Regions from separate parts of the Homo sapiens genome. Here region 2 is linked to region 1. The links are chromatin loops, found by intact Hi-C in ENCODE. Cell type or tissue: sigmoid colon. All regions are shown on one strand. Links, peaks and the distances in the headings refer to the core of each region. The heading gives the core; the rest is flanking DNA.

Region 1 (15,644 bases), core at 2,671-10,670:
TATATTTTAAAGAACTTGCCAAACCATTTTCCAAAATAGTTGTGCTTTACATTCTCAGCAGCAATTGTCTACATCCTCATCAACACTTGGTATTGCCAGTTTAAAATGTATATATGTAAGATATATATTCTAGAATATAGAATATTCTTATGTATTCTAGAATATAGAATATTCTAATGTATTCTAGAATATTAGAATATATATAATAATCTAGAACATTAGAATATTAACATATATATTCTAGAATATATTAGAATATATAATATATATTCTAGAATATTCTGACATATAGAATATTAGAATATATGTAGGATATATGTTCTAGAATATTCTAACATAGAATATTAAAATATGTAGGATATATTCTAGAATATTAGAATATTCTAATATTAGAATATATATTCTAGAATATTAGAATATTCTAATATTAGAATATTCTAATATTAGAATATATATTCTAGAATATTCTAATATTAGAATATATATTCTAGAATATTCTAATATTAGAATATATATTCTAGAATATTCTAATATTAGAATATATATTCTAGAATATTCTAATATTAGAATATATATTCTAGAATATTCTAATATTAGAATATATATTCTAGAATATTCTAATATATAGAATATTAAAATATATAGGATATATATTCTAGAATAATAGGTGGATAGTAGTGTCTCGTTGTAGTTTTAATTTACACTTCTGATGACTAACAATATGAGCTCTTTTCATATGCTTCTGAGCCAACTATAGGTCCTTTTAGGTAAAGTATATAAATGTTTTACTTATTTTAAAAATTGGATTGTTTGTCTTCTTACTGTTGAGTGATAAAATTTTCAAATATATTTTCTGTGCAAGAACTTGTCTGATATATGTTTAGTAAATATTTTCCCAGGTCTGTGGCTTGCAGTTTTGTTTTCTTAGTGGTGTCTTTCAGATAGTAAAACACTTAAAATTTGGTCGAAGATCAGTTATTTTTTTTCTTTTATGGCTCATGCTTTTTGTGTTCTAGCCAAGAAATGTTTGCCTACCCCAAGATGTAATTCTCCTGCGCTTTTTGTAAAAAATTTTAGAGTTTTATGTTTCAAAGTTAGGACTATGATTACTTTGAGTTAATTTTTGTGGATGGTGTGAGGTAAAGGACCATATTAATTTTTTTTTCTGAACAATGTGTCCAACATCATTTGTTGAAAATCCTTTCCCCATCGAATTACCTTAGTATTTTTGTAAAAAAAACAAAAAACAACAAATCGACCATATGTATGTGGTTTATTTCTGTATTCTCTATTCTTTTCTATAAATTTATATGTCTGTCTTTTCACCAGTATCATACTGACTTTTATTTTATATTATTTTATTTATTATTTATTTATTTTTAGAGACACAGTCTCACTCTGTCACCCAGGCTGGAGTGCAGTGGTGCAATCATAGTTCATTGTAACCTTGAACTCCTGGGCTCAAGTTATCCTCCTTCTTTAGTCTCCTGAGTAGCTAGGAATACTGGCATGTACCACCTTGCCTGGCTAATTTAAAATAAAATTTTTTTTTCTGTAAAGACAGGGTCTTGCTATGTTGCCCAGGATGGTGTCAAACTCTTGGCCTCAAGTGATCCTCCTGCCTTGGCCTCCCAAAGTGCTGGAATTATAGGCATAAGCCACTGCACCCAGCCCATATTGCTTTTATTATCAGAGTTTTATAAAATATTTTTTGAAATCAGGTAAGTGTCCCAACCTTGTTCTTCTTTTAACAGAATGCTTGGGTCTTTTGTGTTTTCATATATATATATATATATATATATATATATATATATATATATATACACACACACACATATATATGAATATATATATGAATATATACGTATATATGAATATATACATGTATGTATATATGAATATATGTATATATATGAATATATATGTATATATGAATATATGTATATATATGAATATATATGTATATATGTATATATATGAATATATATGTATATATGTATATATATGAATATATATGTATATATGTATATATGTATATATATGAATATATATGTATATATGAATATATATGAATATATATGTATATATATGAATATATATGAATATATGTGTATATATATGAATATATATGTATATATATGAATATATGTATATATATATGAATATATATGTATATATGTATATATGAATATATATGTGTATATGAATATATATATGAATATATATGTGTATATGAATATATATGAATATATATGTGTATATGAATATATATGAATATATATGTGTATATGAATATATATATGAATATATATGTGTATATGAATATATATGAATATATATGTGTATATGAATATATATATGAATATATATGTGTATATGAATATATATATGAATGTATGTATATATATGAATATATATGAATATATATGTACATATATGTATATATATATGAATATATATGAATATATATGTACATATATGAATATATATATGAATATATATGTACATATATGAATATATATGAATATATATATGTGTGTGTGTGTGTGTGTGTGTGTGTTTTCATATACATACATATATATATGTATTAGAATCAGCATTTCAATTCCTAAAAAATTGACAGTGCATTGAAACTATAGATCACCTTGGGGAAAATCATCAACTTAATAATATTGAATGTGATAGTTATTTTTGTTTCAGCTTGACTGGTTTAAGGGATGCCCAGATAGCTGGTAAACAACATCATTTCTAGATGTATTTGTGATGGTGTTTCTGGAAGAGATTAGTGTTTGAAACAGTAGACTGAGTATAGAAGATCCACGCTGCCAACACTGGTAGGCATCATGCAATCCATTGAGGGAGCGAATAGAACCAAAAGGTGGAGGAAGGTGAATTCTCTCTCTCCTTGACCTAGGATACCCATTTTCTTTGGCCCTTGGATATTGAAGCTTGGGTTCTTGCGCTTTTGGATTCTGGGACTTATACCAGGGCCATCACCCTTCCTCTGGTTCTCAGACCTTCAGGCTCAGACTGAATTACACCAATGATTTTCCTGGTTTTTCAGCTTGTAGACAGCATATCATGAGAATTCTTAGCCTCCATACTTAAGTGAGCCAATTCCCATGGTAAATCTCCTCTTATATATGTCCTCTGGAGAATGCTGACTAATACACTGAGTCTTTAAATCTACGAATGTGGTCTATCTTCCCTTTTATTTAGGTTTTCTTTACTTTCTCTCAGCAGTATTCCATAGTTTTTGGTGTAGACACATTTGACTTGCTTAAAACAATTTTTTTATTGCTATTGTAAATGGAATTTTTTTAAAGTTCAGTTTTGAATTGTTGCTGCTTATATACTGGAATACGATGGCTTAAAAATATCGTCCGTGTACCTTACTAAACTTATTTATTAGTTCTAGTAATTATTTTGTGGATTCCCTGAGATTTCCTACATAAATAATTCTATTGCCTGTAAATATTATTTTACTTTCTTATTGATCTTTATTCTTATTATTTCTTTCCCATCTTTTTCATTTTACTTCCCTCTCCCTCTTTTAAAAAATATTACAGTGGTTTAGACTCCCAGTATAATATTGAACAGAAGCAGTGAAAGCAGGTCCCCTTGAATTGTTACCAATCTTAGGGTGCCAATGTCAAGTATGATGTTAGCTGTAGGTTTTGCATGGATGACTATTGTCAATTTGAGAAAATTTCCAAATATTTTTAGTTTGCTGAGAGTTTTAAAAAAAAATCACAAATGAGTGCTAAATTTTGTCAAATGTCTTTTCCCCATCTATTAAAATGATAATATGAATATTCTCCTTTGATCTGTTAATGAGTGAATTATATTTGATTGGTGTTCAAATGCTAAAACCAACATTAGTTCCTTGGAATAAATTCTACACAGTTATGATGTATTGTCTGTATATTGTTAAACACAGTGTAATAATATTTTGTTAAGGATTCTTGAATCTACCTTTCCCCTTACTTTCCTTCTATATTTTTGTTTTTGAGAGGTTTTAGTTTATTCAGTGGGAGGGATGCCCTGGAATGGGCCTTTGGTGCTACATACTGGAAGCAAAATGTGTACTTTTTTAAAAAAGTAAAATATTTAAAAATGATTCTGTAGGTAAATGTGGGTTGCTTATTGGCCAATGTTGCCAGCTAATTCCCTTAAATATTGAGGGAGAATAAACTTTTTACAAAATGTAATATAAAATTCTTCATTTATATGTCTAGTAGGATTCCAGTAGGACCATCCACTTCCCTTTATAAGTGTTTAGAACAAAAGACTTGTGCAGTCAGATTGTAATATGCTTTAGGAAGGTAGACGTTTTTGTTGCTAGTTCATTATTTTATGACTAAGGAATTTTGAGATATATAAACTCTTCAACTTCCCAATTTGGGCTGTATTCTTATAAGGTATCAATTCCAGATTAGCACAGAAACTTCGTCTGCAATGAAAATTTGCTAAGCAAGTTGAAGTTCATTCAGTGCTAGCATGCTTGAGGAATTATGAAACATCAGACTGTGTTGCTACTGGAGATGGGGGTGGGGTTGTCTGAAGATTTTACTTAAGGTTAAATGAAGTTTTTGGACTTTCAGATAATTATTCGAATCAGAGATAAAGATATCAGCTAGAGAACCTTGTGTGCCTCCTTGTACACTGTTGAAAGAGAAGTCTGAAGAAATGTGAGCGTTTCGGCTAAGGTGCCAAAGCCTAGTCAAGGAAATCAGGAAGTGTAGGGGAAAATGCATGGACTTTTGAATCAGATGAATGTGGATGGTATTACTGGGCTTTATCCCTTACAGGCCATGTTTTCGTTTTGGAGACTTCAACTTTTGAGCCTCAGTGTTCTTAATATCTACTTACAAAGATCTCTGTGAAAATTAAATAAAAATATATGGAAAGCCCTTTGCATATAGTAGCAATGAAATAGATGCTAATTCCTTTTTTTATAGGTCAGTATTTAAAATATTGAAACAGTATATTCACCGTTTTTTGAAAATTACTTTTAAAAAGCCAGATTTTTTTTGACAGATCATTTTTCTTCTATGTATGTTGTTATTTAAGCAGCATTCTTAGTCTCTCTCTCTCTAGACTGGAAGCTCCAGGAAGACAACAAACTTGTTTATCCGGCTTATGGTTGTATTCCCAGATATTAGCAGAGAAATTGGTACATCATAAGCAATGATGTTTATTCCCTGAGTGATGAAATGTTGTTTGCAAGTCGTTCCTATACAACTGTTGGTCTCTGGAAAGCTTCTTAATTGCTTATTTTTCCCCAAGAGAGTCCAAGATACCAGAGTGCATTGCAGTCAGCAAAGGCTACAAAAATGAAAAAACACACAGATGGCCAGAGGTGGTCCAACTCATTCTTCTTTACTCCAAAAAAATAACTCCCCAAATAGAATATTTTCGAAATTTAGGGATAGGGATATTTTGCCTTGTGGGGTGGCTAATAGTTAAGCCAAAAAAAAAAAAAAAGTCTTGGTTATGAATGTTGTGGCTATCAGCTTTTTTTTTATTTGCTTGACAAAGAATTCCTTTCTTTACTATAAATTTCTTGACTGTTTAACATTATAAGAATACCTGATGTACAATACAATTAAAGCTAAAGCCCCTTCTGAAAAGTTGATAGCTATTGAGATTCTGACTATTTAAAACATTCAAAAGAGGCTTTAAGTGATCACATGTAAATTAGATCTCTACAGAGGTGACACGAGAATAAAAAACTGCTTATGTACAGTGATTGAAACCCAGCAGTCTCCTTTGAGAGGCACAGAGAGATGATGATGGTGGTTAGTGTAGCTAGCTGGTTTCTTGACTAGCATGTTAAGCCAATTAATAAAGGTACACCTGGCATCTGAGTATTTTCCTTCCAATTTTTTTCTTTCGAGAACAAGTATGTTTAAGAAAGCTAGAAAGAAAGAAAAAAAAAGGGAAAGAAAAAGCAAGGCAGCTCATTTTATTTTATTTTTTTCATGATTTGTTCTTAAAGTTTTCTTTTTAGAAAATAAATGCAAGAATGTTTTTGGAACCATCTGAAAAATGTGTGTTTCTATTTCCAGTAGGACTTGAACCAGGACTGAGATAATTTTAAGTTTAACTGACAGCTCTTAAGCAGAAATGCTAAACCTTCAAATCCTCAGTCCTCTCTGCAACTGGAGTTTTCTTTAAGATTGTCAAATAAATATGTTTGGGGAAGATGGTAATTAAGTGTGAACAGATGGTTGTTTTTAGCTGAGATATTAAGTCTCAGTGTTTAATAGAATGATTTGCCCTGTTGGAATCAGTGGGTGTGATGTAGTTTACTGGCTGGCAAGACATCAAGTTTGTCAAAGCTAATTGGGAACCATGATAGAGATTCAAATTCCTTATATGGTTTTTAGGACTGGGGAAGTGTTAGAGGAAGATTACGACACTGCTACTCCATGCCAAAACGTTACACTACGGCTCTGCAGACTGAAGATTGCCTCACAAGCAGAAATATACTCTTTCCAACAAACACTGGTGGAATGAAAAGGACATTGGATTCCTGCTTCCAGTTACTGCTTGCCCTTCCCTGACTTTGTGACCTGAGGCAAGTCCCCAAATCCCTCTGGGCCCCAGTATCCTCATTTTTCAAATGGAGGAGGGTTAGAATTAAGATGCAATCATGCATCCAGTTGTTTTCCAAAGCATTGTCCAGCTAGGGAAGTGGTAGCACGTGGTGACTGAGAGCTTCCCCGATCCTTTTAGATCAAAGAACACTTCTATGCCTTTGTGCAACTGGTGTGCTGTGGGTACAGGTACTTTTACATCCTCTAGTTAGTGAGTGCAAAGTACTCTTGGAAGCTCCCAAGCACTCAAGGTTTCAATCTGCATTCTTCTCCTCTATATGCACTTTATATTTCAGGTTTTATAGTTTGAGGATTTGAAAGGTAAGAAAAGTGTGAGCTACAGATTTTGGAAGAATCCAGGAGCTGAGCTCATAGCTAAGAACATGTCAGGGGTGTTAAGCAGCTCTGAAGTATGTAACAAAGGCCATTTAGGTCTCAGGAGGCTGCCACCAGAACACTACCCGCCCCTCTAGCCCATGCCAGCCAGGTGGGGGACAGGTGGAAAGATGGAGATGTGGACAGCATCAGAGATTTTTCAGCTTTCATATGCCACATACTCATGCTATGTTTATGCACACACACACATACACATGCACACACACGATTTAAATAAAGGTTTTCACTGAAAATCTTGTGGTTAGATTGTGCCTTAAAGTTTTTGGTTAGCCCAAGGGATAGATGCTGTTGTGAGGGCAATTTCACAGCAAAGAAAATATTTAATGAAACTCCTTACCTGGGGAGCCCATAGAAAGAAGGGGATATGACCTCAACACTCTAAAATATAAAACTTTACTCTTCAGAAACAATTATCTTATTTCACTGAAGGAGAAGGCAGGCCATGTCTTCACAAGCCCAGGGTTTGCCAAGTGGATAAATTCCCTGGGAAAATGGTGCTTCTGATCATTTTTGTCCCCAGTGTCTAAGGCTTATTATTGTGAAGTATACATTCCCGGCAAGCATTGTCAGGAGCTAGGTCTGTTGTTTAATAAATGAACACTCATGGACTTGGAAGCAGATGGCAGCTCCCCTGAGAGGAAGTGGGAGATTTGGGAGAGGACAGCAGCACTGCCTCACTCACAATCCCTTATTTTGGCGGAGGAAAGTAAGGGCTCTTCAGGGTATGTTTCTACCTTCTCATGGCTGAAATCCGATGAGGCATTGGACCTCCTCACGCAGAGTCTTTGGATGCTTCTGTCTGAGCCTGAGCAGTGGGCCAGATGGACTATCGGTCTGCCTCAGGTGGTGTTTCTTATGGTTTCAATTAGACCTGAATCTATCAAGTGCATTGCAAATGCCCAGAATGGGGCAAGGACAAGCCACCTTTCCAGGAGGCATTTTCTGTCCTCATAATCAATGTCAAAACACTTCTTGCCTTGTATACAATCCATCTGGCTGGTAACTGAGCCCAAAACTTAGAAGTTCCTCTTAGTTTACTTTAGAGAAAGATTTCTCCATTCTACACCCTGTTAGTCTGTCCATGGGGCTGCACGGTAGCTTAGGTTATGGGAGGGATTGCAAAGATTTTCCATTTGGAAATCTGAGATGATTGGAAAAATGAATGGAAAAAAATCAGGCTTCCAGAATTTCATTTCTACCAAACAATCATCTATGTAAATTATTCCCTGTGACTACGTGTCCAATGTATCAAAAGCATCCAGATATGGTATGGAAACAGGATTGACAATCTTACCAGTTAAAAATAGATATAGATAAAATGTATGTTTTATCTGTATATCTCATGATGTGCTCTTTTATTGAGATTATCTTAAATAATTACATATTGTAATGACTAAACAACAAAACCAAAAGCTGGGTGTGGCAGAAAGCACCTATAGTCCCAGCTATTTGGGAGACTGAAGCGGGAAGATTGTTTGAGTTCAGGAGCTTGAGACCAGCCTGAGCAATATAGCAAGACCTCCATCTAAAGGTAAATAAATAAAATGAAATAAAAGAAAATAAAATAATAAATTTAAAAATTAAAAAAACAGTTAAAACTTTAGTTTGAAACATACACAGGTCCACTGTCATCTTTACTCATGGTTGCTGATGTTCTAATTTTCACATATATTCCATGACTGCATCCTTTGTGTCTTTCAATCTCGTATCAAATGTCCCTCCTCAGAGGTCTTTCTGACTACTTTAACAAAACCCCCAGCTAAAAAATCTTCACCTCTAGTCCAGAGAACAACTGGACAATTACGGCAGAAGACCACAGTGTGTGTCTTTTATTCCTTTATTCTTAAAATAACAGAATGCTCCAATTTGTAGCCAGATACTCAACTGCTCAAATAGATACTACACTTCCCAGATGGCCTTGTAATTGTTGTGGTCACGTGACTAAGTTTGGGCCAATGGGAAGTGAGAGGAATGAAAACACAACACTTATAGTCATCTTCTTATTGATGCACCGTGTGTCCTGGTCATCCTTTCTTGCTTTCCCACAGGCTGGAATGTAGACATGGTGCATGTGAATTGCTCCAGATGAGTGCACTGGATGAGTATACCACTCTGGGAGATGAACAGGGAGACGGATAGCACCTTGGTCCTTGGGGACCCCTGTAGATGCAGCACCTTCCACCCCTGGACAGGTCACCTTTAGGAGCAAAAAAAATACACTTTTATCTTCTTTAAGCACCGTATTTTCAATCTCTCTGTTACTGAAATTCAGGTGTACCCTAAACAATACATTCTCTATCACATCTATTTCATTTTCTTCATAATAGTTACCCCTATATTTATTTCTCTCATTGATCTGTTTATTTGTTTATTGTCTATCATCTTTCACTGAAATAGATTCCACTAGGACAGAAATTTTGTGTTAACTTCTGCATCCCCAGCAGCTAGAACAGTGCCTGACACATAATAGGTGCTCAATAAATAGTTATGAATTAATGAAGGACTTTAAGGCATATCTGTTATGGGTTATGAGAGAGCCCATGAGACTTCTTGGAGTAGATTCTCAGCAGCTTTATTAACCATGGGGGTTTTACTAACCTCTGGGAGGCCACAGAGGAGCAGGATGCCATGGTAACTCTTATTTACTCATCATGCCTGTTCTGGGAGCTTTTTATATTCTAATGGTTGACCTGGTCATTATTTTATTTTTATCTGGTTTGTTCTAAGAACTACCTCTAATGTTTATGTGGTGAGATACCAGAGCAGTGGTATCCCGCTGGTCATTCATTCCACACATATTTATCGAGGGCCTGTTATCTGCCAGGTGAACTGGTTGGGGGAGGTGTGCCATTTTATTCTAACATCAGGACCAATGTCAACACGTTAAATGTACGAAAAGAGGGTTCATATTAGTTCACACTTGACAAATCACAGAGTCATACGAATGAGGAACTTAGCCAAGAATGATATTTACAACTAAATCTGTAAGGAGGGGAGTCCACAGAGGAGCAGGATGCCATGGTAACTCTTATTTACCCAACACACCTGTTCTGGGAGCTTTTTATATTCTAGGGAGAGATGCATTCTCTCTCACAATGAATCAGGGACACGATCTGACTCCTATAAGGGCCATATTCAAAAAGTGGTGAGATATTTTATATCTGGACTTTACTGACTAGTGAAAGTAAAATCTTTTAAACTGAGTTTCACCATAATTGGTAATGGGAATAATTAAGCAGGCGAGAATTTATTCAACTCTGGTTTTTTTTTTTTTTTTTTTTTTGAGATAGGGTCTCCAGGCTTGAATGTAGTGGCGTGATCATTGCACTGCTCACTGCAGCCTCGACACCTCCAAACTCAGGTGATCCTTCCATCTCAGCCTCCTGAGTAGCTGGGATTACAGGCGCACACCACCAAGCCCAGGTAATTTTTGTATTTTTTGTAGAGACGGCGTTTCACCATGTTGCCCAGGCTGGTCTCGAACTGCTGGGCTCAAGGAATCCACCTGTCTTGGCCTCCCACAGTGCTGGGATTACAGGCATGAGCCACCAACTTTGAATAAAAAATATTGCTGGGAGAAAATTAGGAAAGGCAGACTGAGGTTTTTGGTTGAGGAAAATTCCACTTGATTTTAGGGGAAATGATTCATTTTAGAGTAGGTTCTAGATTATAGTGGTCCTCAAATCTTGCTGTGTGTAAGAATGTGCTTAACTCTAGAAAGTAATAATTGCATCATAGGCATTTATTTTTTTAAACTTAAAAGCCTAGAATTTTCCTAGGAAGAAAATAGGAGACATTTCAGGGTAATTTGGTGTGGGTGTATATACTCTCAACAGAAAACCAGTGTTTGTGAATATCATGCCTCAGCACCGTCACTTTAAAAACCTGTCCAGATGTCACTATAAACTTGGAAATGCACAGTTCTGAGTTTTCATGTTTGAAATGTAAAATGTAAACTTTGGTCAATATCCAGGCTTGTTTTCTACTATTCTAATAATGAGAGAATTAATGGCAAGGCCTGTACTTTCAGGAAAGGATAGAACTACAGGTTAACAACTAGAAAGTCTTGATATCTTTAGCCCAAAGTTTACTTTTGAATGAAAGTCTTTACACTGACTGGTTGTGTTTGGTTTATTTAGTTAGCTTTATATGGTGTGTGTATGTTAGGTTGAGGGGTTGTTAACCACCTCCTTAATGGTCTGCTTTTACTCCATGTGTCTCCTGTCACAGGTAATGGAAAACAAGTAGAATAGGTGACCTCTTAATTTTGAATTTTTTCATGAGAAGTGTTTGCAGAGTTATTACCTCAGTTTATAACCTACCTGGTCATTATTTTATTTTTATCTGGTTTGTTCTAAGAACTGCCTCCAATGTTTATATATTCATGCTTAAACACACTGAGAGTGAGACACCATAAAAGTTGGTCAAATTTTTGCAGAGTCCTTATTTTATGTGTTTTATGCACCTCTACTTTAGGTAATTATAGGGATTGCATTTACAGAGTCTGGTATAATACCATGAAAACAGGCTTATTTCAAACACTAGCTATGTCAGTTGGAAAGCCAGCATCATTTGCCTTGAAAAAGCTTTTTGACAACACATAGGCATTCTTTTAAAACCACACCGAGGCATTTTGTTTCAGATACTTATGTTGTGTTTTGCGTTTCTGAAATCTAGCACCTCTGCGTATTTGAAAATAATGGGACATCTTTTATTGGATTTTGGAAAATTGTTTCCCATGGGATTCCAACCTCACTACCAAATGAGTAAAAGCTTGGTTAAGGACTCTTCCATATATTCTCCTCCTTTAGAAGAGATCAGATGGTGATGAGAAGTACAGAACGGACTATTTTAAAATTGGACTGAAGGAGAAAAAAACAAGTTTGTTAGTTTCATTCCCCATTCTAGTTATTAGAACCAAGTTAAACACCCACAATCTTAAAGAAAATCCTTGAAGGTTTTAATTAAATATTTTACACATTTAAAGTCTTGTAATGGTACTTTAAGTGTCACTGTAGCATGTGAAAGGCTTTGTATAGACAGGTAAAATTTCCATTTCTGAGTGATGAAATGTGATATCACCCCTTCAACTTTAACTTGAAGTTAAAACTGTCAGATTTTTTTTTTTTTTATAATTTAAGGAAGGTAAAGTTAGGGGACTAGAAGACTTCTAAATTGTCTTCTACAGAGCCAAGGATTTAAATGTAACTAGTTTGTTGTGATTTTACAGTTAAAATTATATTTGTGTGTATATATAACTTATCTGTAAAGTGTAATAAATACATTTGCAATTAAAAAAAAAAGAATGTGCTTAAAATGCAGATGTTTGCACTCACCCCTGGAGAACAGATTTAGTGAGTTCAGGGCTGGGGGTAGAAAACTGCTTTTAAATAAGCTTCCCAAGTGATCTCTGAGCAAGTCATTCTTGGATTACACCTTGAGAAGCACTGTCTTAGAAAAACCACCCCATTAGCTGGAAGCCTCTGATGGGACTGCAGAGACCCATGGCAGGGTTTTAGAAGCTCCCTGGCACAAGCTTTCAGAGGACAAGCAGCTGCTTTAGTTTTCCATCCCTCATTAATAGAATCTGGAGCCTACAGTAGCTGGCATGCAATTTAGAACTATTTTAAACAAAAGAAAACAAATGATGTGCAGCTGGAAACTGCTACCTTGCAACATAAATTCTGCTGCAATTTGTTTTCAATTTCTTGCAGATGTGGCACAGCAATGTGATTGCACTTTCTAAAGTCCATAGTGCTAGAGTGGCGACCTACAAGAATCTGACAAGGCCAACCTGCTCTGGGGAATATGTGACCACATAATTTTTTTCTTAAAGTTATGAACATGTAAATATTCAACATGACCAAAGCTGAGTGTTTCAGCATTTTATTTCAGTAGATCCTTTATATTTCTCTGACTGTAGGACAAAATCATCCCTGAATAGACTATGTGTTTTTATTTCTCTTCATAGGCAATATTATAGCCACCGTGTTGTATTAAAATTACACGACAGCAGCTTTACCTTTCTGACACTTGTTTGCTATATAGTGACACATGCATGTGCAGAAATCTGCAGAGAATGGCTGTGGCTGATTTGTAAAGCCTTTGGAGCCTCCAATCTTTGCCTTTGCTTTACCTGTGGAGCTGCTGAATACACCCCTGTGGACATATTTATGGAGTGTTTCCTCAAAATTCATAGACTACATCATAATTCCTTGGGTGGTGGTATGGATTGAATATTTGTGTCCCTCCAAAATTCATGCTGAAACCTAATCCCCATTGTGGTGGTAATAAAAGGTGGGTCTTAGAAGGTGATTAGGTCATGAGGGCTCTGCCCTCATGGATGGGATCAATACCCTTATAAAAGAGGATTGAGGAGGCCTGCTTGCCCCTTCTGTCATGTGAGGACACATATAAGTTGCCATCTATGAGAAATGGGCTTCACTAGACATTACATTTGCTGATAACTTGATTTTGGACTCGCCAGCCTTCAGACCTGTGAGCAATAAATTTCTATTGTTTTTCAATTGCCTAAAGTATTTTGTTACAGCAACCTGAACGAACTAAGGCAGGCTGTGTTTATTTGTAGTGCAGCTTTCTGAGCTTCAAAATGCAGACATTTTGTTTCAGGCCTAGAGTAGGGTTAAAGAATGAGCATGTTGGCTGGGCATGGTGGCTCATGTCTGTAATCCCAGCACTTTGGGAGGCCGAGGTGGGTGGATCACCTGAGGTCAGGAGTTCGAGACCAGTCTGAACATTATGGTGAAACCCTGTCCCTACTTAAAAAAAAAAAAAAATACAACAATTAGCCGGGCATGGTGGTGTGCACCTGTAGTCCCAGCTACCGGGGAGGCTGAGACAGCAGAATTGCTTGACCTGGGAAGCAGAGGTTGCAGTGAGCTGAGATTGTGCCACTGCACTCCAGCCTGGGCAACAGAGTGAGACTCTGTCTCCAAAAAAAAAAAAAAAAAAAAAAAAATTAGCTTGTTAAACAATGCCCATAGATGATTCTGAGACAAATAGTCCACGGATCCCAGTTTGAGTTGACGACTGGATTAGCACAATAGGAAAATGGAAAGATGTAGGAATTGTAGTCTCTGCAATTGACACACACAAACAGAGGCAAGAAGGCAATGACATTCATTACATGCAAGTGATCGAAGAACCCCTAATAATGGCTAACATTCACCGGATGCATGCATTAACTGATTTAATCCTTAGAGCTAGGTTCTGTTACTATCTCCATTTATAATGAAGGCATTGAGGCAGAGAGATGTTAATTATCTTGCATAGAATCACAGAGCTATTAAGTAACAGGGTTACATTTATTTAGGCAGGTCTGCCCCCAAAGTACTTATTCTAACTCTGACACCATACAGCTTCCAGCTAGTGTGCTTTGCTTTCAAAATCCAGATGTGTCAAGTATATACATTGGTGCTTGTTTAGTGTATGTGTGTATATGTATTATGATAATTCATGTGGCAAAAGCATTTTCTCAGAGTTTTCCTTTAAAAAATGCATTATTTTTTAATCCAGAGAATCAATTTATAACAATGCATTTGTATTTTAACAAGCAAACATATGCTATAGTAAATTCCAGCCAGGTACTATACTTAAGCACTGGGAATATAGAGATAAAGACCCGTGGGGAGCTTACAGTGTAATGGGAAAGAGAGAGCTGATCACAGTCCAGGACAATAGACTGGGCAGTCTACAGTTTGGTATTGGTGACTAGTATGGTGGAGAGCAGCTCAGCTTTAGCAGAAGTGCAGGGCAGTGGCTGGAGGTGTGTGGGGGGAAGGGGTCACGAAGCCCAACCACGACTGGACTCAGATTAAAATGATTTAGGGGACTTCACGGAAGAAGTAAGACCCATGGGGCCTTTGAAGAATATATTAGAGAGTCCATGAAAATCGAAGTGGCTGCCATGTGCTCTATCCTCCTTGGATGGCACTTAGATTTCCATACAGCCTTTCCACGCTTCATGCCACGTGACTTTGTAACCCTGGCCACAACTGCCTAGACCAGGGATTACTGCCAAACTCAAGGGCAACTGTTTAGAAAGAAGGTGAAAATCAATCCATTTGTTTGGGGAGTATGAGTGGAAGATGTACCTTGGAAGCAATAGCCAACTGTGTTTGAGGCAGCAAGATGTTAAGGGCACTGCTGTCCCAAGCATGATCCATGAGTCTGGGCCAAACTAGGAACTGTTTGTTACAGGTATTTGAAAAGGCAAGTACTGAAACAGAAATGAAGAGTTTAGAAATTTTTGTAGTGATTGAGCATTGTCAGAACATCCAAGCACATGGCTAATAGCTATATTAGGGATCTGTTGACGCAAAAGAATTTATCCCAAAACGTAGTGGCTTTAAACAACAATGAACTTATGATTTCACACAATCTCTGTAGTTCAGGAATTCAGGATCTGCTTAGTTGGTTGTTTCTGGCTAAGGATCTCTTCTGAGATTTCAGTCAAGTCGCTGGCTGGGACTGCAGCCATCTGAAGGGTAGGTTGAGGTGAGGGGCTGGGGCAGAGGGGATGTTCACTTTCAAGGTGACTCATTCAGATGCCAGATGGTGGGAGACCTCAGTGCTTTTCTACATAGACCCTTCCATTAAGGTGCATGAGTATTCTCACAATATGAT
Region 2 (15,644 bases), core at 4,275-12,274, 89 kb after region 1:
TTCTCACTTGAATGGGATGAGCACTCATAAAAGATGTCAAGGTTTATGGGAGTTCTCTTTTGCCCTTCCATCCCTTCTGCCAGGTTAGACTTCTCCTATGGAGAATGCAGCAAGAAAATACCATCTTGAAGCAGAGAGCAGCGCTCATCAGGCATCAGTCCTTCTGGAGCCTTGATCTTGGACCTCCCAGCTCCAAAATAATAAGTAATAAATTGTTATTGCTTATAAATTACACAGTCTCAGGTATTTTGTTACAGCACCACAGAATAAGACAACATATTAATATAATCTTGACACTTGTCTACCCCACTCAAGAGGGAACAAGGGAAGTGGAGCATATGCATCTGTAGAAAAGTTCTGAGAGACCACCAGAATCCCTATTTAAGCTGACTAATGAAAGTCTTTCTCTTTTGAAAATAGTCAGTAAAGATTGGAAGAGGTAACTCCTTTTTCAAATGCGAAGATAGTAGTGAAAGACTTCAAAGAATGCAAAAAATCAAGGACACATGACTTCACTAAAGGAACACGATAATATATCAGTAACCATCCCAAAGAAATGGAGATCTATAAATTGCCTGATGAAGGATTCAAAATAATTGTTCTAAGGAACCCCAGCAAACTACAAGAGAAAACAGACAACTCAGTGAACTCAGAAAAAATACATGAACAAAATTAGAAGTTCAATAAAGTGATAGAAATTATAAAAAAGATACAAGCAGAAATTCTGGAACTGAATAATATAATTAAATGAAAAATTCAATAGAGAGCTTCAGACGCAGACTTAAGCAGAAGAAAAAATCTCTGAGCACAGACAGATTAGATAAAATTATCCAGTTAAAGGAGAAAAAATAACAATAAAGAGTGAAGCCGATTAGATTTATCGGACTTCATCAAATAAATGAATTAATATATACATTATGAAAGAGAGATAGAAAAAGGGGACAAAAGCTTACTTAAAGAAAAAATGGCTGAAAACTTCCCAAATCTTGAGAGGGATATGAACATCTTGGTTCATGAAGCTCAAAAATCCACAGACAGGAAAACCCAAAGAAGATTATAATGAGACACATCACATTATAACAAAATTATCAAAAGTCAAAGCCAGAATTTTGAAAGCAGCAAGAGAGAAGCAGATTGCAACATTCAAGGGAACCTCCACAAGGCTATGAGTAGATATCTCAGCAGAAACCCTGCAGGGCAGGAGAGAGTAGGATGAAATATTCAAAATGCTAAAGGTGGAAAAAAAAAAAACCCCTGCCAATCAAGAATACTATACCTGGCAAACCTGTCCTTCAGAACTGAAGGAGAGATAGACTTTCCCAGGCAAACAAAAGCTGGGCTTCCTCAGCTTTGCTACTACACTCGCCTTACAAGAAATGCGAAAAGGAGTTAAGTTTAAAGAAAAGGATGCTAATTAGTAACACAAAAACATAAAAGTGTTCATATGTTTACTCACTGGTTAAAGTAAGTTGATAGTCAAATTTAGAATGCTGTAAGATTGCAATGGTGGTATATAAATCACTTTTCTAGTACAAAAGAAGACAAAGTATTAAAAATTCAGTTGACCTATTGTCCGAAGAAATTGCTCTATAAAGAGGAAGTGCCTCCTTATATTCAAACAAAATAAAACAAAAGCTTAGACAACCATTCAGAAATATAGTCTGATAGAACAGAAAGTCTTAGACAGGGAGGCCTGGTTCTGTCTTTTTCCCCTGCTAGATACTGTTTTCCTATATTGGATGAGTTCTTTAACTTTCCTTGTCTGTTTTCCCATGCATAAAAGAAAGGAAAAGATTCAGAAGATGGGTGCATTCTGGGGTCTTGTTAAAATGCAGGCTCTGACTCAGAAGGTCTAGGGTGGGTCCCAGATTCTACATTGCCAATAAACTCCCAGGTGATGCTGGTCCATACTTAGGTTAATACTACTACATATTCATCCCATTCCTAAAGGAGATTGATCATACACAAATCATGGCATCAATAATCCTGGCTGATAAAAAATTCGGGACAAAGAAAAGTTGTATTCATTCAATAAAGGCAATATTACAAAATGCAGTTGACCTTTGGAGAATGCAGAGGTTAAGGGCACTAACTCTTCCCCCATGTTGTCAAAAATTTGCATATAATTTTTGACTCCCCCAAAACTTAACTACTAATAGCCTACTGTTGACTGAAAGCTTTACTGATAAACAATTGATTAACACATATTTTATATTTTATGTGTATTATATACTGCATTCTTACAATAAAGTAAGCTAGAAAAAAGAAAATGTTAATAAAAAAATCATAAGAAAGAGAAACTATATTTACTATTCATTAAGTAAAAGTGTGTCAGCATAAATGTCTTTTCATCCTTGTTGTCTTCATGTTGAGTAGCCTAAGGAGGAGGAGGAAGAAGAGAGGTTGGTCTTGGTGTCTTAGAGGTGGGAGAGGAGAAAGAGGTGGAAGAGGCAGGCACACTTGGTGTTACTTTTATTGAAAAAAAATCCTCATTTAAGTAGACCTATGCAGTCCAAATTTGTGTTGTTCAAGGGGCAATTTTAACTATATAGCTATAATAGGTTAACAGATACACAATATAAAAAGATGGAAATTTTGACATCACTAACATAAAATAGGTGGGGTGGAGAAGTAAAAGTGTAGAGCTTTTGAATGCATTTGGAGTTTAAATTATCAGCTTAAAATAGACTTAAAACTATAAGATGTTCTATGTAAGTTTCATGGTGACCGCCCCGCCTCCCCACACACACACAGGCTCTAATATATACACAAAAGACAGAGAAAAAGGAATTAAAGCATACCTCTACAAAATATAATCAAAACAAAAAGAAAGCAAGAGAAGAAATAATTGAAGGAAAACAAAGAAATAATTAACTAAATGGCATTAGTAAGTCTTGTCTATCAATAATTATTTTAAGTGTAAACAAATTAAATTCTCCAGTCAAAAGACATAGAGTGGCTACATAGATTTTTTTTTTTTTAAAATCCAAGAATATGCTACCTACAAGCAACTCACTTTAGCCTTAAGAACACATATAGGCTGAAAATGAAGGAATGAAAAAGGTATTTCATGCAAAAGACAGCAGGGATGACTGTACTTATATTAGTCAAAGTAGACTTAAATCATAACTGTCGCAAGAGACAAAGGTTATTATTTAATATATAGTGATCAAAAGGTCAAGTTATAAAGAGACTATAACAATTGTAAATATATATGCACCCAACATCAGAGCATGTTCTAAGTATATAAAGCAACATTAACAGAACTGAAAGGTGAGGTAGACAGCAATGTAATAACAGCGATTTCAATACTCCGTTTTCAACAACTTCCAACACTTATCAAGACTGAATCATTAAGAAATAGAAATAGAAATAGAAAATCTGAACAGGCCAATAATGAGCAAGGATATTGAATCAGTAATTTAAAAAAAGTCTCCCAACAAAGGAAAGCACAGGACCAGATGGTTTCACAGATGAATTCTACCAAACATTTAAAGAAGAATTAAAACTAAGCCTTCTCAAACTCTTCACAAAATTGAAGAGGAGGAAACACTTCCAAACTCATTTTATAAGGCCAGCATTACTCTGATTCCAAAGCCAGAAAAGGATGCTACAAGAGAAGAAAATTACAGGCCAATATCCCTGACAAACATAGATTCAAAAAGTCTCAACAAAATATGAGCAAACCAATTCAGCAGCATATTAAAAAAGCATACATACCATGATCAAGTGAGATTTATTCCTGGAATGCAAGGTTGGTCCAACATACAAAAATCAATCAATGTAATATAACACATTAACAGAATGAAGAATAAAAATCATATGATCATCTCAATAAATGCAGAAAAAGCATTTGACAAAATTCAACATCCTTTCATGATAAAAACCCAACAAATTAGGTATAGAAGTAATGTACTTCAGCATAATAAAGGCCACATATGACAAGCCCACAGCTAAAATAATATGGATTAAAATCAATACGGATTAAAGACTTAAATATAAGACCTGAAACCATGAAACTATTAGAAGAAAATATAGGACCAAAGCTTCTTGACATTGGTCTGGGCAATAATTTTTTTTATATGACCCCAAATGCACAGGCAACAAAAGCAAAAATAGACAAGTGGGATTGCATCAAACTAAAAAGCTTCTGCGCAGCAAAGGAAACAATCAACAGAGTGAAGAGACAATCAATCTATGCAATGGTAGAAAACATTTGCAAACCACATATCTGGTAAAGCCTTAATATTCAAAATATATAAGAAACACAAACAATAGTAAAAAAAAAAAAAACCTAGATAACTTGGTTTTAAAAATGGGCAAAAGACCTTTATAGACATTTCTCATTCAAAGACAAGCCAAGAGATGGAAACAACCTATGTGTATGTCAGTGGATAAATTGATAAAGTATGCTGTGTGTATATAAATATATATCCCATACTTTATATGGTGTGTGTGTGTACATATACACACATACATATATATATACATATATATACACACATATATAAAATGGAATATTATTCAACCTTTAAAAAGAAGGAAATCCTGCCATTTACTAAAACATGGATGAATCTGTAGGATATTATGCTAAGTGAAATAAGCCAGACACAGAAGGACAAATGCTGTATGATCTCACTTATATGTGGAATTTTTAAAAGTTGAACTAAGAAAAGCAGAGAGTAGAATGGTGATTCCCAGGGTGTAAGGACAATGGCTGCATTGCAGTCAAGTATAGGCCGAGGTACACATCTGGCACAGCATGACACAGTGGGATTGGAGTGCAGACATGCAACCCCATGCGTTATATAATCATAGCTATGTAGCCATAACATGGGAAGTTTCATCACCTGGCTCTGAGCCACTGTTGTCTGCGAGGTGCATAAATGCAGCACCAACAGTGTCAGCGAGCTGCTGAATAAAGCCATGTCTCACCTACCTGTGGCCTCTCGAGTGTTCTTTCAGCTACCTGCCACCCCAGCGAATCCCCTCAGACCTCATCTTGGACTGGAACCTAATACAGGGGCTTTGGGGGTGGTGGTAGGGAGATGCTAGTCAAAGGGTACAGAGTTTCAGTTTTGCAGGATGAATAAGTTCTGGAGATGCGATGTGCAGCATGGTGACTATAGTTAATGGTGCATTGTATACTTGAAATTTTCTAAGAGAATAGATCTTAAGTGTTCTCACTAAAAAAATGAAAAGGTAACTACATGAGGTGATAGACAAATTAGTTTGATTGTGGTAATTATTTCACAATATATACATATATCAAAACATCATGATGAACACATTAACTATATATAATTTTTTTTTGCCAATTATACCTCAATAAAGCTGAGGGGAAAAAAGGATAAGCTGCCATCTATTAAATTTTCTCCCAAGCAATCGGTTGCAGGTTTGTGCTAGGAAAATACGTCACTGTGAGTTCAAAAATCATGCAAGTGAATTGAACTCTGCTAGCATAATCTGATGAGTAAAATCCATTTTATCGTATTAAGAAACATTTGCGAAGGCGAATGAATGAATGACTTGGAGTAGGTTTTCCCTAGCAAAAGAAACGATCACCTGAATTGTTCTCTTAGTGTTGTCCATGTCTGTTTTTGTAACAGAGAGCTGGTCAAACAGCTGAGTGATGTCTGAAAGTGTTATCTCTCACCTCAGCTTTATGGACAGCAGAATTAATACAGGAACTCAGAGGGGAAGTGATTAGACCTTACAGTGAGAGCAAAGCAATGTCTTGAAAGATGCTTCTGCCACTGTCAAGGGCTGTAGAATCTTTTAAAGGCTCCAGCCTTAATTTATGAGTGAGTGCAAATCAGATATTATTTTTAAGTGTCCTGTCAAGAAAACTTGCCAGGAATTCCTTCATAAAATAGAGAATCCTCTTGTAAAGCAAACCACTCCAAATTTGGGAGAAGGCAATGCCAGAGAATTTCAACAGTCTGCCAAAATCAAGTTATTATCTGAATAACTTGGCCCTTTAGTGAGAAGACTAACTTGTTTTTAAAAAAATCTGTAGCCCTAATTAGAAACATTTACTAGAAGTCAGCTGGTCTCATAGCAGCAGCTAATTTCTGGCCTGGGCTAACTTTGTCATCACGCTTTAGGGAGGATAACTGAAGATCCCTGAGGATCCTGGAAATTGATCATCAGCAAACTGGTGGCTTCTAAAAGTGAAAAGAGTTGAGAGCAGTGATCTTCAAATGGTTGCTGTACATTACAATCACTTGTAAAATCTTTTAAAACATGATGTACAGGGACTTTTAAGGGTCATACCAATTAAAACAATAACTGAGGCTAGGACCCCAGGCAGCAGATCTGAAAATCCCCCATGTGATTCCAGTGTGCAGCCAAGATTGAGAACCACTGGCTTTAAGCAGAGCAGGGATTCTCATCCTAGCTACATGTTAGCATCACCTGGAGAAAATTCAAAGAACTACTGATGATCAGGATTCACTGAGAACAATGCAGGTAGAGTGTGCAAAGGCTCAGGAGGTGTTCAACTGATGGCTTAGTGAGCATAGGCAGTAGTTCTCAAAATGTGGTTCCAGAACCAGCAGCATCAGCATCAGCTGGGACCTTGTTGGCAATGCAAATTCTCAGACCCCGACCCTACACCTACTGAACCAGAATCTCCAGGGATGGGGCCCCAGTTTCTGCATTTTAACAAGCCTTTCAGGGGATTCTGATACAGGCTGAAGTTACATAACCACTAGGATAGTGAATAAGAACATGTCCCTGGAACTAGACTGCCTGGGTTCAAATCTTGCCTCTGTTACTTGCAGAGTAACATGGGCTACTAACCTTTTCTGGGCCTCAATGTCTCCTTCTGTCAAATGGGGATAATAATGGTTGTCTCCACAGAAGGTTGTTAAAAGGGGCAAAAGAGTGACATGTGAACAGGGCCTGGTATATGGGAAACACTACATAGTGCTTGTTAAATAAACATGTTGATGTGCTCTCGTTCTAAAGAGATGTGCGTCTTGGATGATATTCAGTAGGTGTTATTTTGTACTGCAGCAGACACTTGAAGAAGCATCTTTCTTGTGATCTCCTGGCTGGTACCCTGAAGTCCTGTTATGCCAATGGACCAGCAACCCTCGCAGGTAGGAATTACTGCTAGAAAGACTATCCTCTCTGCAGGCAAATTTCTGGAAGGATACTATTTTATGGGGAAAAATGTGAACAACTGTAGGTAATTTCACAGTCTGTAGGGCTTGTCTCCTATTTGTAATTTCTTACATGTTTACTCGTGGTGGAAATGTGGAGGTGGCTAAGGAACAAGCAGGCCCGCTGTGTTTCAGTGGCTTTCAGAGAAGGTGGCGGGAAATAGTCTCTTCTCAGCAGCAGCTGAATCCCAGTGTTAGCAGACGGAGCCTTGTTTCTTGAAAGTACATTCCCAGGGATTCCCTTGAAGAATGTGAGAGATCAGCTGGAATGAAACTGGATGTTTTAGGGTCCTGAGGGAAATGTAAATCCAGCAGCTTATTCTCAAGATGTGGCTCCAGAACCAGCAGCACTGATTCTTCTAAAGAGTTGAGAGTGCATTTTAGCTGTGATATCTTTGTACTCTTAAGAAATCCTCCTCAACAAGACAAAACTTGACCAAGAGCATTCAGTTGTCTTCCAGAAGGCTCCCTTGAGGACTGGGACTCTTCCTGGATGCACCCAATTAATCTATTGAAACAAGGACTCGTGATGGCAGCCCCTCACCTGACAAACTGGATTTTCCCCAGAGATCATTTGTAATGTTTTTCCTGAATCTTATTTGTGTTTCCCTATTAGCAATGTTATGTATTTCTATATCGCAAATCCTAAGTGCCGCCTGTAGAACCTAACCTCCATTTATAGCATGGAACACACAGCCCATCACGTATCCTTGCCCTGGCCTTCAGCCTCTGAATATTTTAATAAAAATCACTCTTTCCTCCTTAAGGACCATGTTCTTTAAAAGCTTAACACATAGTTCTTAATAATTGGTTGCTTTACTTGATGTTTCTCTGTTTATCTTGGCTGCCCAGAAGCTCAGACTTAAATGTAAGAGTCTACTTACAGTAACAACCTTGTTGCGGATACAATTAATTCTCCCTATCTTGTATGTGGTTTCCGTTGTCTTTATTTATTATCTTTATTTAAACCTTTAAAAGAGTATAGGATATCAATTTATGAAAAGAAAAATATTTTTTTTAGTTCAATTGAAATCCCTGTTTTGTACCACACTATATTTAATGCCCCATATAGTTCTAAAACTCTGCATGATTCAAAGCAGGGGTTCTTATTCTGGCGTGTGTGTGTGTGTGTGTGTGTGTGTGTGTGTGTGTCTGTATGTACATACCTCAAGGGAGTCTCTAATTTATATATATAATTTATATGTATATATACACACATATATGCACACACACACACACACATATATATACTTTATATGTAACATATATATTAAATATTATATATGTGTATACATACTACACATATATATACACATAGTGTTTGTGTGTGTGTGTGTGTGTGCACTTTTGGAGAGAGAGCATCTCTAACTTTCATTAGTTTATGCAAAGAATTTATGACCCTTCTCTTGCCCCACCCCCAGACCCAAAGTTAAAAATTACTGGTTTAAAGGGACCTGGAAGTAAATATCCAAGAATAGGAATGCACACAGCTCCGCCTTCAAGTCTTCCTCCCCAGTCAGTAAACATCATTGTCATTTATTTTTGGCCTCTTTTAGGAATCGTTCTTCTGACCAAGCAAGTAGATGAATTGCTATATATGGAGCCAGTTCAAAGCAAGGCACAACTCGCTGGTTTTAGATACCAAAGAAGTCCTACAGTTCAATTATGACCTGGGGGAGGTCAGAGCTCGGCAGGTGAATCTTGCTTCTGAATGAAGCTGAGGCAGAGGGAGCCGACTTGCTTCACCCTTTCCCTCACTGGTTTCCCCCAGGGAGGCCTGGGTAACAGGCAGGGTGCAGCTCCTAGGCACAAAGATGCCTACTGATTGTGCTGGGCCAGGCTGTGGATGGGAGTTGATGGGGCAGCGAGATGCTGGGCTAGAGGCAGCAGTGGGCACCCATGACACTCAGGGAGCTGGATGTCAAGCCACGGAAATGAAATCTACCAGAGTATCAATGAGTCACAGCTGCAGCATGTTCTGAGTCCATGCACAGTGCTGTTGCCAGGAGACCCAAGACAGTGTTTTCCAAAGATGCTTAAAGCAAGTCTCCTGAGCTGGCTAAGGATGCACCATAGGGTAAGCGGCACAGAGCACATGCGCCATCACTTTCCTCCTCCTCTCCAACCAGAGAAGTACAGCAATGATCTGCTTAATAGTAAGACATGTGACAGCAACAAGTACACACTAAGTCACTATTCCTCTTGTTTCCCTGTAAGGGGAACTTGGCAGTTTTTACATTTCTGTCCCCTCATTCCCTCCTCTCCAGAGGAGGAGTGGCTTCCCTGATTGGGGAACTTGGGAGCGACGCTTGAGAATGTGGGCTCAGTCTCCTCCTCTGCCCTCGAGCTTTGGGAACAGCCTGCCTCAGAGGCCATGTATTCTGGTCTGTTTGATTCCTTTGTACTGTAGTTTTCCCTGAGAGGACTCCTTCATAGGAGACTTCTAGCTGTCCAGCACTGCTGTGGATACGCTTAATTTGGGGATGTAATGCTGGCATGCTCATTTGGTCCTCACATCTAAGTCACAGTCTCCAGTAGCTTTACCAGTAATGATACTGACGTTTTGATCTCCACTTCTTTCTATTGGTTCTGAACATAGGCCAGTAAGGCAGGAATGCTTTGTATTGGTCTTTTAAAATTCCAACAATTTCTTCTGAAGAAAGGGCTCTCCTAGTTTGAAAAATCTTAAGACAATCTGATCTCAGGCCCTGTGGGTGGTTAACAATATTTAGGGTCATAAAAGCTGGTTAACATCAGCAGGCAAGAGATCTTGGAGAAATGAAGGGACAGAAGTGGAGCAGACAAGGAAAGGGTCACCCTACCCCAGCAGTCACAGAAGTCACCAAACTTCACCAACATGATCTTCCAGCTTGAGCTGCCTCTCCATGTCCTCTCTCCCCGGCCAGATCTGATTCAGAGAGTGCCTGGGCCAATGAACATCTAACTGATATATTGAACAAATAGAGTTTAATCTGGTATGATCATGAAGTCATGTTTTTCTCATCACTGCTCCAGCGAATGCCATCTTGGCTCCTTTCTGCTGACTCTTGCCTTTGAATGAAATCTCACAAAGACATCCTCGTTTTGGTTATTCTTAGACAATAATGGAAAAGTCCTCTAGTTACATCTAGCCACAAAAAATATATATCTTATTTGAAATTAAAATGTCCAGGCCCATGTAATAGTCACATTTAGAGTAGAAACCCTGTTATCCTCCATGCAGGCTGGCTTTCTCCTAGAAACTTGTATGAAGTCAGGGAGGGGAGGCATACCTACTTTCTGTATTTCTACGGAGCATGTTTACCATTCTCCTTTACTTACTAGGTTGTCTTGGATGACCCAGGGCTGAGGCAGGGGAACAAGAAGAGATAGGGAAAGTTCTTGCTGGATGGTCTGGTGCTGGTCTCCTCTGGCTATGGGTCCTTAAGAGGTTCTTTTGCTGGGTCCCACTAACTACAGCTTCTAGCCTTTTCGGCTGAGGTCACTATACTATTTCCAGAACGTACCCCTGAGTGGGGTCACCTTTTAAATGACCCAAGTTGACAGTCCTACTACGAGTTACACATCTTGGAGTCACATGCCAGTGGCCTGGCATTTAAATCAGAGGAGGCTTCAGCTAACATCCTCTTGCGACTAGTGGCAAAGGGTTGGTGGCCTGGGTGTGGCTGGCTGCTAGAGTGTGGAGCTGGCAGAGGTTTTGCTGGTGAGATGCTGCCGGGGTTTTGGAGGAGGAAGTGGGTGGAAATGTGGGCCTTGCCCTCTCTCAGCCTGTGACAGCCTCTCTCTTTCCTGCTCCTGTTCCTTGCTGTTGGTTGCCCACTTTTCCCTTGCATCTCTCAGGCCTTGCCTTCTTCTTTGCAGTCACAGCATCCACGTCATCTTTTCCTTTTTTTATAGGATTTTTGGCTTCATAGAGAGGCTTGGTGGTACCAGCCTCTCTGTTATTTTTGTTCTAAGCCAGCCACATCTTCCCCTTTCACTTGCTAGACTGAGAGTATTCTGGGTGACTTTGAATTGAGCAGAGGTTGCCTTGGCAATCTGTGTACCCAGGGATATTGATTGGGACTTCAGGAAGTTCATGTGAGCTGACATGCAGACATAAGAAAGGGTCTACTGGGCAGAAGGAGCCAGGGCAGGACAGAAGCTACCAAGAGGAAGGGAGAAGGGAGGAGCTGCCTTAGAGAAACACAGGATCTGCCTGCCAGGAGTTCACAGGGTTCAGCAAATGGCCCAATTGTGATAGACAAGAATTACACAGAGGGAGTAAGTTCTAAAGCATTTAAACATTCCAAGCAAAACAATAAGGGCTGTGAATATCGACTCAATAATCCTTCCTATTCTAGGATTTTGGAAAAACCCATTTTACGAATTCCCTACAAAAAGTTTCCAAATCACTCAGAGAATAGTGTATTTGCCTGAAAAACATCCAGACATTCCTTATCAGCAGGCTTATGCTGCCAGCAGTGGTAACACTGTGCTTTCCCCTAAGATGTGCAAGGTTATGAGCCATGGAACAGATGTTTGCGGTTTATGACTACCTCTGCTTAAGCCTGATTTCTTAAACAAGTAGTATCTTTCAGGTGCCTTCTAATATGCACTGACTGCATTTGCTGGAGGCCTCTGTCTTAACACAGTCTCTTAATTCCCCTTCCTTTTGACTGTGTGGTTCCAGGAATGCTTGGATTTTAGTAAAATCCTGGCCTTTGATTAGGGCTGAAACTGTGCCTACTGCCCTAATGGTACATGGCAAATTAAATATCCCCCAACTTGGGTTTTGATGTGTTTGCTCTGATGAACTTTTCTCATTATGGGTTGATATGGTTAGGCTTTGTGTCCTCACCCAAATCTCATCTTGAATTGTAATCCCCATAAGCCCCATGTGTCAAGGGAGAGACCAGGTGAAGGTAACTGAATCATGCGGGTGGTTTTCCCCATGCGGTTCTCGTGATGGTGAGTGAGTTCTTACGAGATCTGATGGTTTTGTAAGGGACTCTTCCTCCTTTGCTAGGCACTTCTCCTTCTTGCCACCTTGTGAAGAAGGTGTCTTGCTTTCTCTTCGCTTTCTACCATGATTGTAAGTTTCCTGAAGGCTCCCCAGCCATGCTGAACGGTGAGTCAATTAAACTTCTTTCCTTTATAAAATTTCCCAGTCTCGGGCAGTTCTTTATAGCAGTGTGAGAATGGAATAATACGTGCATCGAAGGGCAATTCACGTCCTTTCTCTCCTGGGTTGGATTTCTGGAGCTAAACTCAGGTTTGCAGGAGTTAGCATTACTTCTTCACCATGGAAAAGAAAAACAAGGACAGGTGGTTGCATAAAGGACCCAGTGATTAAATCGAAAGCACCTGTGAAAACTCAAAGTCAATATTTTCTTTAAAGGAAGGGAGTGTACACAATCATGGTTGTTTAAGTTAGCTACCATAGCAGAAATGACCTGAATATCAATGATTGGCTTCAGCTGCTCAGCACGTCCTTCGGGTCGAAAAGTTGGGCAGTGGCCTCTGCCAACTTGTTTTTAATGAGATATCCTAATATTTTGAACAACATTGCTATGCTTCTATTTCTACCTTAATGAAAACAATGATATCACTTATACTTATTAAGCACTAGCCATGCATCCAGCACAGAACTAAATATTTATATGGATTATCTTGATTAAACTCCTCACAATAACCCTATGAAGTAGCTGCTATTTTCACGAATAGATGATAAAACAGAGGCTTAGAGACAATCTGCCCACAGTCATATAGTTTGTAATTGAGTCAACCCATGGCTGTTGTGACTCCAAAGTCCATGCTCTTACTTAGTATTGCCTGCCTGTCTTCATCAGTTGGGTAGAAGGTAACTTCTAAGTTTGTGTGTGTGTTGGTGGCAGGGGTTGGTGTTTTTTTTTTTTTTTCCCTTCCCAGGTGTTTGTTATCACAATGATTTTCACAATTCCATGTCCTGTTCCTGTGCTCTCTGTGGTGTTGACTGCATCAGTGGGAGCTTAGCTGGGGCACCTGAGTTCTCCTCCAGGTGTCCTCTGTGAGTGGTGTCTCATCCTCCAGGGCATCTCCACATGGCTTCTCTCCAGCAGAACAGCCTAGTCTTCCTCACAACATGGCAGCTGGGATCCAAGAGGGAGCTTAACCAAGAAAACAAACCCCTTTTCCAATTGCTTATATTAAGCCTCGCTTGCTAAAGTCTCATTGGCCAAATCAAGTCACATGATCAAGCCCAGATTCAACGCAGGAGAGAACTTTACCAGGGGTAAATATCAGGAAGTGTCATTCATTGGCGAAGCCACAGTAGAACAGTCTATCTCATTAGTAATAATAGTAATGATATCTTTCATATATTGAGCACTTACCATGTGCTAGTCAGTGTGTTATAGGCTTTACAAAATTATTTTAATCATCATAGTAACCCAACCTATCAGCTTGGTTTTATTCCCATGTTATAGGAGAGGAAACTGAAGCTCAGACTAACCTGATAAAATGACAAGAGTGAATTCAAACACTGATCATTCTAAGTTCCCGATCCAAGAGATAGAAATATGGTATACAGAAAATGAAAAAAAATTTTTTTTTCGTATAATGATAGCCCTTGGAATTCATAAGGAAAAAAATAAAGGTACTAGTCAATGACTTTAATGCTCAGTAGGTAGCATGTTTAGGGGCCTTCCTGCCTCAAGACTAATTCTCTTGTATTTGCAGCCAGCCTTTCTAATTCTGGTATTTTGAATGGAGAACAGTCAATAAACAAAATTGGGTATAATTAGGCTAATCAAAATGTGAAATAATATAGTGTAACTTTTCTTTTAATCAGCCTCTTGTTTTATTCTTTGGCTAAATGAGCTGGTCTTTCCTCTGGCTGTGTTTTCAAAAAGTTCTGCTCCAAACCATTTGGCAAGCAGTGAGCTGGAGAAAGAACGAAGGGGAAGGGTCTATACCCTATAATGATGCAGATTTCAAAACATAGCTTGGATTTTTGGAAAATCCCTTCATGAGCATGAAAAATACAACAACTATGTTCAGATGCTTTTGCCAGCTGAAAACCACCATGACACTTGAGATCAGTTGCAAACGTTCTCTCCTTCCCCACCAGCACCCAGGGCTGTGGTCCAGGCAGTGAACACAGTGTTTGGCCTGTCCCAGGCCTAAGGGTGTATGAAGTGTGGGCATTGTTGGGTGAGCTTGGCTGGGAGGGCAGTGCCTCAATGCAAGGGAATCATGTGGAAAGATTCATGGAAATTTATATTAAAATATGATACCTCCAAAAATAATTTCTTGCAAGCAGCAAGAATTAACGCATTGTGAAACAAACAGAGCTTTCACTATTAACTTCAGGGAAGAAAAAAAGGGAGGGTGGCTGGCTCAGTGGAAAATATCGGCTGTAAGCTGTGATTTTTTTTTTCTTGCCTTTCCCATGCTAGATGGCACTAATTGAAGAGCTCAGTTGTTTGGGGAGGGGGTTTTTGGAGGAATGTAACATGATCACGTGATTTTTGGTGCATCGTGGGGTCCCTATTTTATTTTCACTGTTAACTCCACCATTGTTTTGGTCTTTGAGGTAATTTTAAATTTTAAGCTGATTGCATGATTTTTCTGGAAGTCAACACTCGGAGAAAAGGCTGATTTGGAGGGCCTGCAGAAGTGCTGGGGTGGGTGTTGACAGATCTGAGTGACATTTGCATGGTATTTCCCTGTGTCACCCCACCCCTGCCACCCTTAATCACCCTAGTGGCAGTGGTTTAATGACACAGAGATCCTGGAAAAGAGTGTTTCTCAACCAGTTTCTTTCAAAGGGAAGCCATGGAGGAAGGAGCCATTTTATCTGAGCAAACAGCAAATTCTTACAGGAGCTTGTAATGGCTGTCCATTCTCCCACTCCACCCCCCAAAATAGAACTTGTGGTGTGAAATGAGGACAGCAAATGATTCATATGTAGATGGGTTTATAATTCATTCTAGAAATAAAGCTGAGCCTGTAAATGACATTCCAGGAAAAATAAGAAAGAATGAGTGGCTTTAAGGGTACACCAGACTGCTTAGGCCAAAATTAAAATATTTGGTAGACTTAAAATAATTATATTTATTTTTTTGAAAGGTAATATGTAATTAAAATTTCCTCTGTGGAATAGTCACTTAAAATAGGTTTGTAGTATTCATATTGTGAATTTATGGAGGGATTGTATGCTTTGATCTCATCAATGGTTCTATAAAGAAGCTTTGACATGTAATGTTGATAGTGACAGAACAGAGGCTCAGATTCTGTCACTTTCCAAAGGTCACACAGGTTGTAAGTGACTTAAACTTGGAAATTGTGTCTCTAAAGCTCATTCTCTTTTCATTAAGTTATACAGCATCTCACTCTATAAGGCTGTGTAATGATGACAGTCATGGACCTGCTCACTCATGATCTGGGTGGTGAAGAGTTTTGGATTTAGAATTAGAAGAGGTAATTGGATTAGATTAGAGTCTCACCTGATGT

What was found. A loop is a pair of places that touch in the nucleus more often than their neighbours do. Peaks named below come from ENCODE experiments on the same cell type or tissue, not always from the same donor. Only the 100,000 strongest peaks of a DNase experiment are listed, where the experiment ranks them.
Region 2: a loop joins it to region 1, with 1.9 times the contacts of the local background. A loop is called at or near these places in 3 of 110 quality-filtered maps.

Annotation. Positions count from the first base shown.
Region 1 is chr2:37,517,577-37,533,220 of GRCh38, forward strand. No RefSeq gene overlaps it. Among named protein-coding and RNA genes, the nearest start is that of LINC03063, 37 kb to the right of the region's middle. In sigmoid colon, for the core only: no CTCF peak of the experiment used is centred there; a DNase peak (open chromatin) is centred at 6,445; H3K27ac peaks cover 669 bases.
Region 2 is chr2:37,605,153-37,620,796 of GRCh38, forward strand. LINC03063 (long intergenic non-protein coding RNA 3063) reads left to right here. Exons shown (of 2, transcript NR_187223.1): 2 at 7,021-7,935. Among named protein-coding and RNA genes, the nearest start is that of LINC03063, 50 kb to the left of the region's middle. In sigmoid colon, for the core only: no CTCF peak of the experiment used is centred there; DNase peaks (open chromatin) are centred at 9,169 and 10,859; H3K27ac peaks cover 1,026 bases.